Regions from separate parts of the Homo sapiens genome. Here all the other regions are linked to region 2. The links are chromatin contacts, found by Hi-C or POLR2A ChIA-PET in ENCODE. All regions are on one chromosome and are shown on one strand. Each heading gives the region's core, a stretch centred on a gene start or an enhancer-like site at or near the end of the contact. The rest is flanking DNA. Distances are from core to core; before and after follow the strand shown. Region 1 holds the start of CBSLR (CBS mRNA stabilizing lncRNA). Region 2 holds the start of CDC73 (cell division cycle 73). Region 3 holds the start of NEK7 (NIMA related kinase 7).

Evidence for each region. Hi-C counts contacts between places; a loop is a spot of excess contacts on that map. ChIA-PET counts read pairs that join two places held with the same protein, here RNA polymerase II (POLR2A). Pooled maps may share reads with other maps.
Region 1: a loop to region 2 is called in a map of naive thymus-derived CD4-positive, alpha-beta T cell, with 5 times the contacts of the local background. The contact joins the promoter of CBSLR here to the promoter of CDC73 in region 2. A Hi-C loop is called at or near these places in 1 of 168 maps with a recorded cell type or tissue (naive thymus-derived CD4-positive, alpha-beta T cell) and 5 of 50 pooled maps. POLR2A ChIA-PET finds 5 or more read pairs at or near these places in 1 of 52 experiments (activated CD4-positive, alpha-beta T cell).
Region 3: a loop to region 2 is called in a map of CD4-positive, alpha-beta memory T cell, with 9 times the contacts of the local background. The contact joins the promoter of NEK7 here to the promoter of CDC73 in region 2. A Hi-C loop is called at or near these places in 2 of 168 maps with a recorded cell type or tissue (CD4-positive, alpha-beta memory T cell and naive thymus-derived CD4-positive, alpha-beta T cell) and 10 of 50 pooled maps.

What each region holds. Positions count from the first base shown.
Region 1 is chr1:185,316,001-185,319,289 of GRCh38, reverse strand. CBSLR (CBS mRNA stabilizing lncRNA) reads right to left here and starts at 1,838. Exons shown (of 4, transcript XR_007066771.1): 1 at 1,013-1,838. IVNS1ABP (influenza virus NS1A binding protein) reads left to right here and starts at 2,047. Exons shown (of 15, transcript NM_006469.5): 1 at 2,047-2,337. RefSeq lists enhancers at 1,029-1,108, 1,359-1,458, 2,108-2,721 and silencers at 1,789-2,098, 2,559-2,618.
Region 2 is chr1:193,120,150-193,123,298 of GRCh38, reverse strand. It overlaps CDC73 (cell division cycle 73), which reads right to left and starts at 1,268. Exons shown (of 17, transcript NM_024529.5): 1 at 968-1,268. The coding sequence starts at 1,098. RefSeq lists enhancers at 831-880, 480-1,124, 1,151-1,220, 1,125-1,771 and a silencer at 1,381-1,460.
Region 3 is chr1:198,155,356-198,158,538 of GRCh38, reverse strand. It overlaps NEK7 (NIMA related kinase 7), which reads right to left and starts at 1,541. Exons shown (of 10, transcript NM_133494.3): 1 at 1,263-1,541. RefSeq lists enhancers at 816-865, 2,296-2,355 and a silencer at 1,106-1,705.

The DNA.
Region 1 (3,289 bases), core at 589-3,088, 7.8 Mb after region 2:
GTGTTCATATAACTATCATTTTATGTAATAATACCCCCCAAATGCAAGAGTAGTGATGTAACATTTTTGGGCCATGGTTGACAAAATCTTGGAAAGTGAAACCAAGGATAAGGGGGACTGCTATATTAAGAGCAAAATCTTACAACATAATGTGTTACTTTAAGAGGTAGAAATTAACCATCAGGTTCCCTGAAAGGCATAAATGGAATGCATAAGTTATGCTATTATTCATAGAGAAGGTAATAAGTAAATTTGAAATTCCATACAAAGCAAAAATACAATGAGTGTGGGCACACTGTAGCTTTAAGAAAAGTGTTGACTGTTTCAGGTCACAAAGACACTATTTAGAGTATAGCAAGTGTGACCATGTGTCCAACAGGCCAGCAGTCATGTGTCTACGCAGAGTGGGCAATTCATACTCTCCCACTGGAAGGATGAAACCCATTGTATTAAAGAGCTTAAAAGTACGTACCCTGATAGTTTCATTTGTAAGAAAAGTAAACATTGCTGTCAGTTATTATCAGCAAGACAAAACAAGAGCACAGTGTCAAATGTCAGTCTTTTTCTCCTTAAGAAAGATATAAAAAATCACTCGAATAGACATCTTAGTTCTTGTTTCCTCCTACAATTAATTGTCCGGGGGCGGGGGGACGGGGTGCGGGCGGGGCGAGGGAGACATACAAGAAATCTGTGAGAAAAAAAGGGGCGGGGGAATAAGTCTCCTTGCCTCAAGATTTTAGAAAAAAAGTTGTAAACCTATTGCAGATGAAGGCTCCCACAATTTATTTTTCCTGCTTCTATAAGCATAAATAGTTAATGATAAAAATGGTAAGAGGCATTGACAAAGAGCTCCTAGAATGTCTACAAATTAAGGTGAGTGATCAAACACAAGGTTAGGCCTAGACAGCTTAAGTGTCCTCCACAAATCAGGATAAGCGTTAACAGGACATTAACCTGGAAGCCTTTACCAAACTCTAATTTGGATATAATTTTACCTCACTAAATCCCTCACCTTCAATCAAAACTCCTTTCCCACGTGCCCTTCAGAGTCCACGAAGTTGCTGCCAGATCCCAGCTTAAATCACGTTTCGCTTTCACAGATCTCCCTCCCGGGCAAGGTGGTGGGGTGGATAATGAAGTTTGGCACCTGGTATAAAGGGCCCCAGTAGGTTAGGATAGGAACTACCACTTCTCAGGTGTGTTTTCTTTTTCCGGAAGAGGGCAAGACCAGTAGAGAACTGACTCAGCGTCTCCGACACGAGGAGAGCTGCACGCAGACAAAACAGACCCGGGGGGTGAAAAGTGGAAGTAAACTGGTGTTTGTGGCACCACTGATTTACACCTTCTCTGACTTCTCCAATATTTTTTTCCCCAAGTGACTCAATCTTCTCACCCAAACCAGGCCAAATGAGGGGTTAGTTGTTCGACTTCTTCTCAGAGTGCCTCTCTTCTTCCTCACACTCTCCACGCCTCCTCTCCGCACCCGCCACTTCCCCCCCGACCCTTAAGTTAAGGGCTCATGCCCAACTAGATCCTAATGTCCACGACGAGCAGCTCCAGTCTAGGGGGGGTTGCCTAGAAGTAGGTCTGACGCCGAGCAATCTAATCTCCCACGTCTGATCTCTCAGGCTATTGTGCCTCGAGGGGAAGTCAGAACAGGTGAGGGCGGCTTGAGGGAACCAGTTCCGGGACAGGCAACGCACAGGGCGGCGAAAGTGAGGGTGCGGGGCAAGGAACGGAGGGAGGGACAAAGGCGCGATAAGAGGAACGAGGGCGCCCCCCGAGCGCCGCCTATCTCCTCAGGATCACCTTGCGCTGACCTAGTTACACCGAGAAGGAAGGAACCCCAGTAGACCAGGGAGGAAGGCGGGGCGGGATGTGGGCGGGGCCGCGGGTGGGGCGGGGCTTAGAGTGGGATCTTTATGGAGCTCGCCTGTGATTTGCAGATGGATTCGAGACGGAAGCGGGCTGGGAGGCGTCGGCGGCGGCAGCGCACGTGGTGACGTGCGAGGGGGTGCGGCGCGAGCGGTCGGCGGCGGCGGAGGCAGTGTCTCCCGGTCGCGCGTGGAGGTCGGTCGCTCAGAGCTGCTGGGCGCAGTTTCTCCGCCTGCTGCTTCGGCGCGGCTGTATCGGCGAGCGAGCGAGTTCCCGCGAGTTCTCGGTGGCGCTCCCCCTTCCTTTCAGTCTCCACGGACTGGCCCCTCGTCCTTCTACTTGACCGCTCCCGTCTTCCGCCGCCTTCTGGCGCTTTCCGTTGGGCCGATTCCCGCCCGCTTCCTCCTGCTTCCCATCGAAGCTCTAGAAATGAATGTTTCCATCTCTTCAGAGATGAACCAGGTAATACGCGCTGGTTCTACGAACGACAGATGAGGGAGACGGCGCGGCTAGAATCCGAGAAGAAGGGATGGCGCCGGCGGATGGGAAGAGGGTGGGAGGCGCGGAAGCGGTGTCCTCATCAGGGGAGGCAGCCCCAAGCGGCCGCCGCCGCCCTCTGGGACGTGAAGCCCGCGCCGCGCTGGGCCCGCGCTCCAGCGCTGCCATGGTTGCCAAGTTGCGTTGGCGGCCGAGAGCGGGCGCCGGTCGCCTCGGAGAGCGCGGAGGCTGGAGCCCCTTTGCTACACTGGCGCGGGTGAGGCAGGCTGGGAGGAACAAGAGTTTTTTGTTCGAAGGGTTTTGGGGGGCCTGGGTTAGGGCGCCGCGGGCGGGGATGACCCGCCGGAAGGAGGGCGCGGGACTCCCCGTTCTTGCTGTCAGGAACGGACGCCTCGCCTCGGGTTTGCCTGGGGTTTGGGATTCTCTTCTGGAAGAGCTCTCGAGACTCGGCTCGTGTGGGCGGGCAGCCAGCCCCGGGCCTGGAGTAGGGTGGCACGGAGTCCCCGATCGCCGTGGGCCGCGGGGTCCTTTGTTCCCGCTCCACGTTGCCCGCTTTTCTTGCCAAGCGCGGGGAGAAGGGGGCGGGAGGAGGGAGGGAGCGGCTGCCCTGACGTGTCGGTACTGAGTGACTGCGGGGCTGGCCAATCCGGGGCGGGGGTGTGCGGGTGCTGGGGGCCTCGCCTCGCAGCCTGCGGAGTGGGCGCCGGCCTGGCTGCGCGAGGAGGAAGGCCTGGGACGCTCTTTCTTTTTTATGAAAGAAATCAGTGGCAAGATTTGCTCTTTTTCCGTCCCTCCACGCTTTTGGTTAAGTGTCTCTGATTATAAGCTCTTGATGATAGGAAGGTATCAGGCTGAGGGTTGAACCTAGGGTAACTTGAACCACTACTTGAGAACTACATTTACTTTTTCCCCCAAT
Region 2 (3,149 bases), core at 19-2,518:
CCAAGATCGCGCCACTGCACTCCAGCCTGGGCGACAGAGCAAGACTCCCTCTCAAAAATAAATAAATAAATACCAACCAACAAACTAAATTTCCCTAGTTTTTCATCGACTCTTCATAAAGCTTCCATTCAAAGAAACAAAATGAGTAGGGAAGTTGTAGCTCAAGGTTCTAATTCTAGAAGCGATGCACCAATGACAGTGACATCATTAAAAAGGCCCCTAATGACTGTTAGAGCCGTCTCTAGAAGTTTTCCTGAATGACTTAAACTGATAAAACTTCACATGGACCAACATTCCCAAACATTTCCCTTTAAAATACACTTCCGAAAAATCACACGCACCATCTATTTCTTAGATCTGTAAAGCTCACTCATTTCACCAACTCCTGAAGACCTCTCTAACACAGACTTTTATGACTCTTCCAAATTCACCAAATTTCTTTCCGGTCCTAACTTCAGGGTTGATTCCCTTTTCTCTTCTACAGGAATCACCCCCACCCCAACAATGAAAGGAGATGAAATAAACCAGGAGTTGCAAAGACCAGCGGAGATAGTTACATAGCAGCCTGGAAAAGAGAAAAAAAAAATAAAGAACAAAAAGAGGCGTCTACGGCACCAGACGGTGTGCTCCTTTGTGCACCTATGTTCAGGTATCCCTTGCGCACCAGTCCCACACTTCGCTGGTACACATACCTACTGATAAAAATTAACTGTAAAAGTCAGAAACTCCCACGGTACCTTTCCTTTGGGCTTCTCAAAAATTTTAAGTGATGAACTGCTCTAGAGCTCCGCCCCTTCTTTCCTTACCCTAAAAGTGCAACTTCTGCTCTAGAGAGAAACTTTCTTTTCCCCGAACACCCGTTTTATCCCATCCCCAGGGGAAACGGGGGGAGGGGTTAAGAAAGAGGTCGCCTGGGGGCGCCCAACTCTGCCCTGCCACCCCTGGGCCACAGCCATGCCGGACTTACCCCCAAACAACATAGTTGGTCTTCACATTCTTGGGCCAGGAGAACTCCCCGAAGATCACTTCGTCTCCCTTCACCACAATCTCCTTCTTCTGGATGTTGTACTGTCGCAGGACGCTAAGCACGTCCGCCATCTTCCCCCCCCTCGCCTCCGCCGGCTCGGGGCGCCGCCGCTGCCGCCGCGCCTGCCTCCTTCTTCTCTTGTCGCCTCGCCCTCTTCCTCCTCCTCCTTCGCCGCCGCGACGAACCAACAGCAGCAGCACTAACAGCCGTCCTCGCCTACGACAGCAGCAGGGGCAGTAGCCACCCAGGCCGCCGAGGACCCCGCGCTGTAAGGCAAGGCCCCGCCGCCGGCTGCCCGCGGAGAACGCCTGACTGCGCCCCTCCAGCGAGGCACATCCGCCGCCAGGGGGAGCCGCGACCGCCTGGAAAAGTGCCCCTCCCAGACTTCAGCTGGGCACGGAGCCCACTCACTCGCTGAAACGCTGAGCGCTGGGGCACCGCGCCCACGTACGGCGCACGTACGGGGAACTTTGCCGGGCGCGCGCGCGCGGAGCACGTACCCAGTACCCCGCGGCGCGCACCAAGCGGCGTCAGGTGCGCGCGTACCTGAGCAGTGGGTCAGCACTTCCATCCCCAGCACGTGCACTGAGTATTTAACGAACTGTCTCGGGTGCGACCAGAGGCTCCCCCGGGTCCCTGCTTTGGCCGGGATGGAATTCGGCAAGGATTTGCGGAACACTAGAATTACCTTCCTATTTAGATCGGACCCAGGCCTAGCCAAAGACCTCTAGGACTTAGTGATCCGGAGAAGCCCTTTTGAAAGAGTGGGGCTCTTGGGGTTGGGGTTGGGGTTTTTTGTTTGCTTTTGATGTGGAAAAGAACGAGTTTTGGTTTTTTGTTGGTTTTGAGTGGAAAAGACCGAGTCCAGAAAAAAAAAAAAACAGTTCTGGGCACTGCTCGTCAAGTTACATAGCTTCTCACAGCATCAATTGGTTAATGAAGAAAATGGGGTTAATACGAAGATAAGGTAAACGCGCCTAGCAAGTCAATAAAATATCCTAAATGTTGGATCCTCCCTCTTCATTCTTTGGATGATGACTTTTTCCATCGCGGTCCCTTCTCCCCGCCAATCCCGAAGGGCTATATTCAAAAGGCTGTGTTCCAAGATGTAAATGGGAAAGTTGCCCTAACAGAAACCCCAAACGGTCCAATTTAGAACACTTCCAGACTACCCAATTTTTTAAATGGTACTCAGAAGTCTCAGTGGTGTCCTTGACATGCGTTTTGAGACGGTTAAGATAAGTTCAATATACTATGGCCAACCAAACACATCCTATGGGATTGTTTTTTTTCTTTTACCATGTCAGAAGGAAAAAAGAGGCAACTTTGTGTTTGACATAACCAAATTCCTTGACCTGTTTTGAAAAAAGTCAATCTTTTCACAACGCAGAGGACTACAGATACAGAAGTGTGTGGTTCATTTCCGATATGATCTGTAGCCATTCTGCAACTGTTAGTTTGTGAAATTTTTTTCTGTTCCACCAATGTTTTCACCCCGTAGTATTCTCCTGAATCTCACCCCAAGCACACACATTATAAAGAAATGGCTACAATTACCTATCCCCACATTCTCTATTCATACCTGTGTCAGAGCACTCAGTACCATATTACTTCCCTTTATAGTTTATTTGCCTGCATCCACAAAACTGAAACACCATAGATCTGTGTCCTCATATCCTACTGTCTAACATTATTTGGTACATATTAGTAATAAATGGATGAATTCAATAAATTGATGGAAGCTCCTAGTAAATATCGAGTTAATACATGGATAGAGGCTTCTAATAAATGTTGAAGTAATGAATGGAAAGATAAGCTCAAGGAAGCCAAGATTTCATGATTAGGAGGCTCGACTATAGTCCCTTCAAACGATACTTAATTTTATTTCATACTCAAATAATGATTAAAGTCTCTCTTTTCAGAGAAATTATGTTTTTTAGGTTAATGAATTTTAAAAAGTGGTAAGATAAGTCATTAGTAAGTTGTTGCTTTTAACAGTTAAAGCATTGAAATTTGTAGATCATTTTTTTCCTGACCAGCCTGGGCAACATACCTAGACCCTGTGTCTACAGAAGCAATTGTAGATCATTTTTGTTTTTATCTAAGTACCCTTATAATTGCC
Region 3 (3,183 bases), core at 292-2,791, 5.0 Mb before region 2:
GCTCAAGGTCCTGAACAGAACATATTTATAATACACATACTCTGTACTTTAATTCTCTAATGCAACCTGACAAGACATACTGCTGTCGCCTGGAGGGAGTGTGCATAGCCTTGAAACTGTAAATTCCTTGGAGGAGGAACTAGAAACAGTGGTTCCCATTATGATGGGTACATTAGGCTCTACAAACTATGGAAATGTGGTGTTTTCAATTGCATCCTTGAGCTCAGTAACCTCAAAGGAGAATAATCATTTTATTTCTGTGTATTTCTGATTTTCAGTTCAGTCACCAGAATTGCGCAAGGACAGTAACATGTATCTTACTGTAAACTAAGTATATTTTTTAGCATTTCTCCCCAGTGAGGACTACAGCAAGGTGAGAACACGATACATCATCTCTCCGCGACCCCAGTACGCTCCCAGTGCAAGACTAAATAGAGGATGCTGCGGTTTTAGGAGTGAAGGCCTACAGTGTAACAGAGGCAACAGAAGTTCTTTAGCTCTCAAGGCAGCATCCTCTAGGTTGTGCTCGCTTCCTTACACTGTTCTGCGGTCATACGGTCTTGTCACTTTTCTCTGTTTTCCTTTGGCTACCCTTCTCTGACTTTGGCCTCAGTTTTCAATTTCTTTTCCATTGCCACCATCACCAGCAATGTTCGCTATTGCCTCGCAATCCCTCTCTCCGACATTTTGTAATCCCGAGTCTCTCCCAAGTTCATTCTCCGACAGACCTCTCACGCTCCCTGTACTTCTGAAGCCACTTCGGATTCTCCCCTATCTGCCGGCTCCCACCACCCACTCTCTCCCAGCGCACTTCACTTTCCTAAGTCGGGCTGCTGCCGAATCCTGACAGACGGACTTCACCAATCCGCGAGAGATAAATAACCGACGTCGCCAATGAGCATCCGCCGGAAGGCGGGACTTCGCTTAAGTTCCTCGGGTCCCGAAACCAAAGACCTGTTGCCGCCGCCGCCGTGGCCACGGAGTTTCTTAGTTACCGCGGCGCCCTTGGCGGCCTCGGGCCTCTAGAGCCGGGGCCAGGTATGAAGTTTCCTGCCGCCCCCTCCCACCGCTGCCAACGAACAAGACCGAAACCCCCATCCGCCTCGAGCGCAGCGCGCCCCGCCCCACCTACCCCGAGCGAGGGTATCCCGGAGGCCGCCCCGCGCGGTCCCGACCTCCCTCTCCCGGCCCGACTCCCGCAGGCGGCCCCTCCCGGCAGGAGCTGCCCGGTCCGGGCGCCTGAACCCTGGGCAGCGACTCACCAGGAAGTTGGGAGTTTTCCGTTCTCCCGCCCGCGAGAGACCTTGGGCGGGCGGGTGGCTCGGCGCGGCGCCGCCGTCGGAAAGCGCGCTGGGCCGGGGGCTGAGGCTGCGAGGCCCGGAGCCTGTCGGCCACCTCCCGCCGCGCCGCCCCGGCGGACGCTGCAGGCGCGGGGCACCCACCCTGCGCACTGCGAGGCGCGTCCGGAGTGCGAGCCTAGCGGCGGCCCATCCTCCCGCGACTCCCGATCCTCCTCCTGCTGCCGCCGCTGTCAGGAGTGTAAACATCCCGGCATCCCCGAGGAGAGGGGCGGGGCGGGCGCCGGCCCCACCCCGCGTCGTGAGTCCAGGCCGGCTGCCCGATGGAGGCTTCCCGCCTGCGTCCCCGGCGCTCCCTGGAGCTGGGGGAGCCTCGGCGGTTTCCCTACTGGAGCCGAAGTCGCTCTGGAGGAGCCCCTCCTGGCCCCTCTCTTCCGGTTGTCAGGCCTAGCGTGGTGCGGGGCACCGCGTCCGGTCCCCTGAGCCCTCTTCCCCGGCTGCTTTTTAAGAACCCAGGGTCGGCTGCTTTTTAAGAACTTGTTTTTTCTTCATTTATATGTAAGTGCCCCCACTTGCAAGCGGTGAACCGACTTACTGATGTTCCCTTCTGGACCACAGCGTTTGTGATCCCATCTTCTTTTACCAGGTGATTTAAACTACCTCTGTGTTTAATGTGGAGTGCAGGGAAATGAGAAAAAAAAAAAAAGGCGTTTTCCTGAGTCTGGCTAAGCAAACGTTGCATGAAAGTGTCCCAGCATAGAGGACAGGGGCTTCAACAACATTCCAGAAGGTAAACTCCCTGGTGTGGTACGGAGGATCTTTGAAATAAATATGTGCAAAATCACCCAGAACCCTAGTACACGAAACTGCAAAAGGAATGCTTTGACACCAGCAGCTTCACGACTTAAGTTAACAGGGCATGAACTACTCGAGGAGACGGCTAGGAGGCAGTATGGAGTCGGCCATACCTTAATTGTCGTCTCAACTCAGTGATTAATTTTGTGACCTGGCTGCAAGTTATTTAACCTCTCCAAGTCTCAGTAACTCTCTGTAAAAGGAGATTAGTTGTAATACCAACCTCTAGGACCATAGTTAGAATTAAGTGAGATAAAGCAAAGTGCTTAACCACAAAGCTTGGCATATAAGACGTGCTCATTAAATTGTTGCTGTTGTTCATAGGTCTCTCACTAGTTTAACTTCCCTGACAAAAAGATTAGAGCCAAGAATGAGTAGATTATACCTCAAACATTTAAAATGTTAAAGCCATGAAATTAAGATCTGGAAAGTTTATTTTTAAAAAGAAAAATGGCCGGGCGCAGTGGCTCATGGCTGTAAGCCTAGCATTTTGGGAGGCCAAGTGGGGGGGGGGGTGATCACCTGAGGTCAGGAGTTCGAGACCAGCCTGGCCAACATGGCGAAACCCTGTCTCTACTAAAAATACAAAAACTAGCCGAGCGTGGTGGCAGGAGTCTATAATCCCAGCTACTGGGGAGGCTGAGGCAAAAGAATCGCTTGAACCCGAGGCGGGGAGGAGGTTGCAGTGAGCAGAGATCGCGTTACTTCACTCCAGCGTGGGTGAAAGAGCGAAAATCCGTCTCAAAAAAATAAATAAATAAATGAAAACGTTCACGATCTCAAAAGGAGGCCTTGATTCATGTGGCTCAACAAATATTCATAAATGGGCTAGGCAATGTTCTAAGGAATGAGGATACAACAGCTCACCGAGATATACAGTGCCTGCTGTCATAGAGCTTATATTGTAGTCGGAAAGGCCAAAAAAAAAAAAAAGCCAATAAATACCTACTATGCCAGATGGTGAGTCATAGAAAAATAAAGCAGGGTAGGGAGACATGGGGAGGGAGGATGCTATTTTAAATATGTTTGT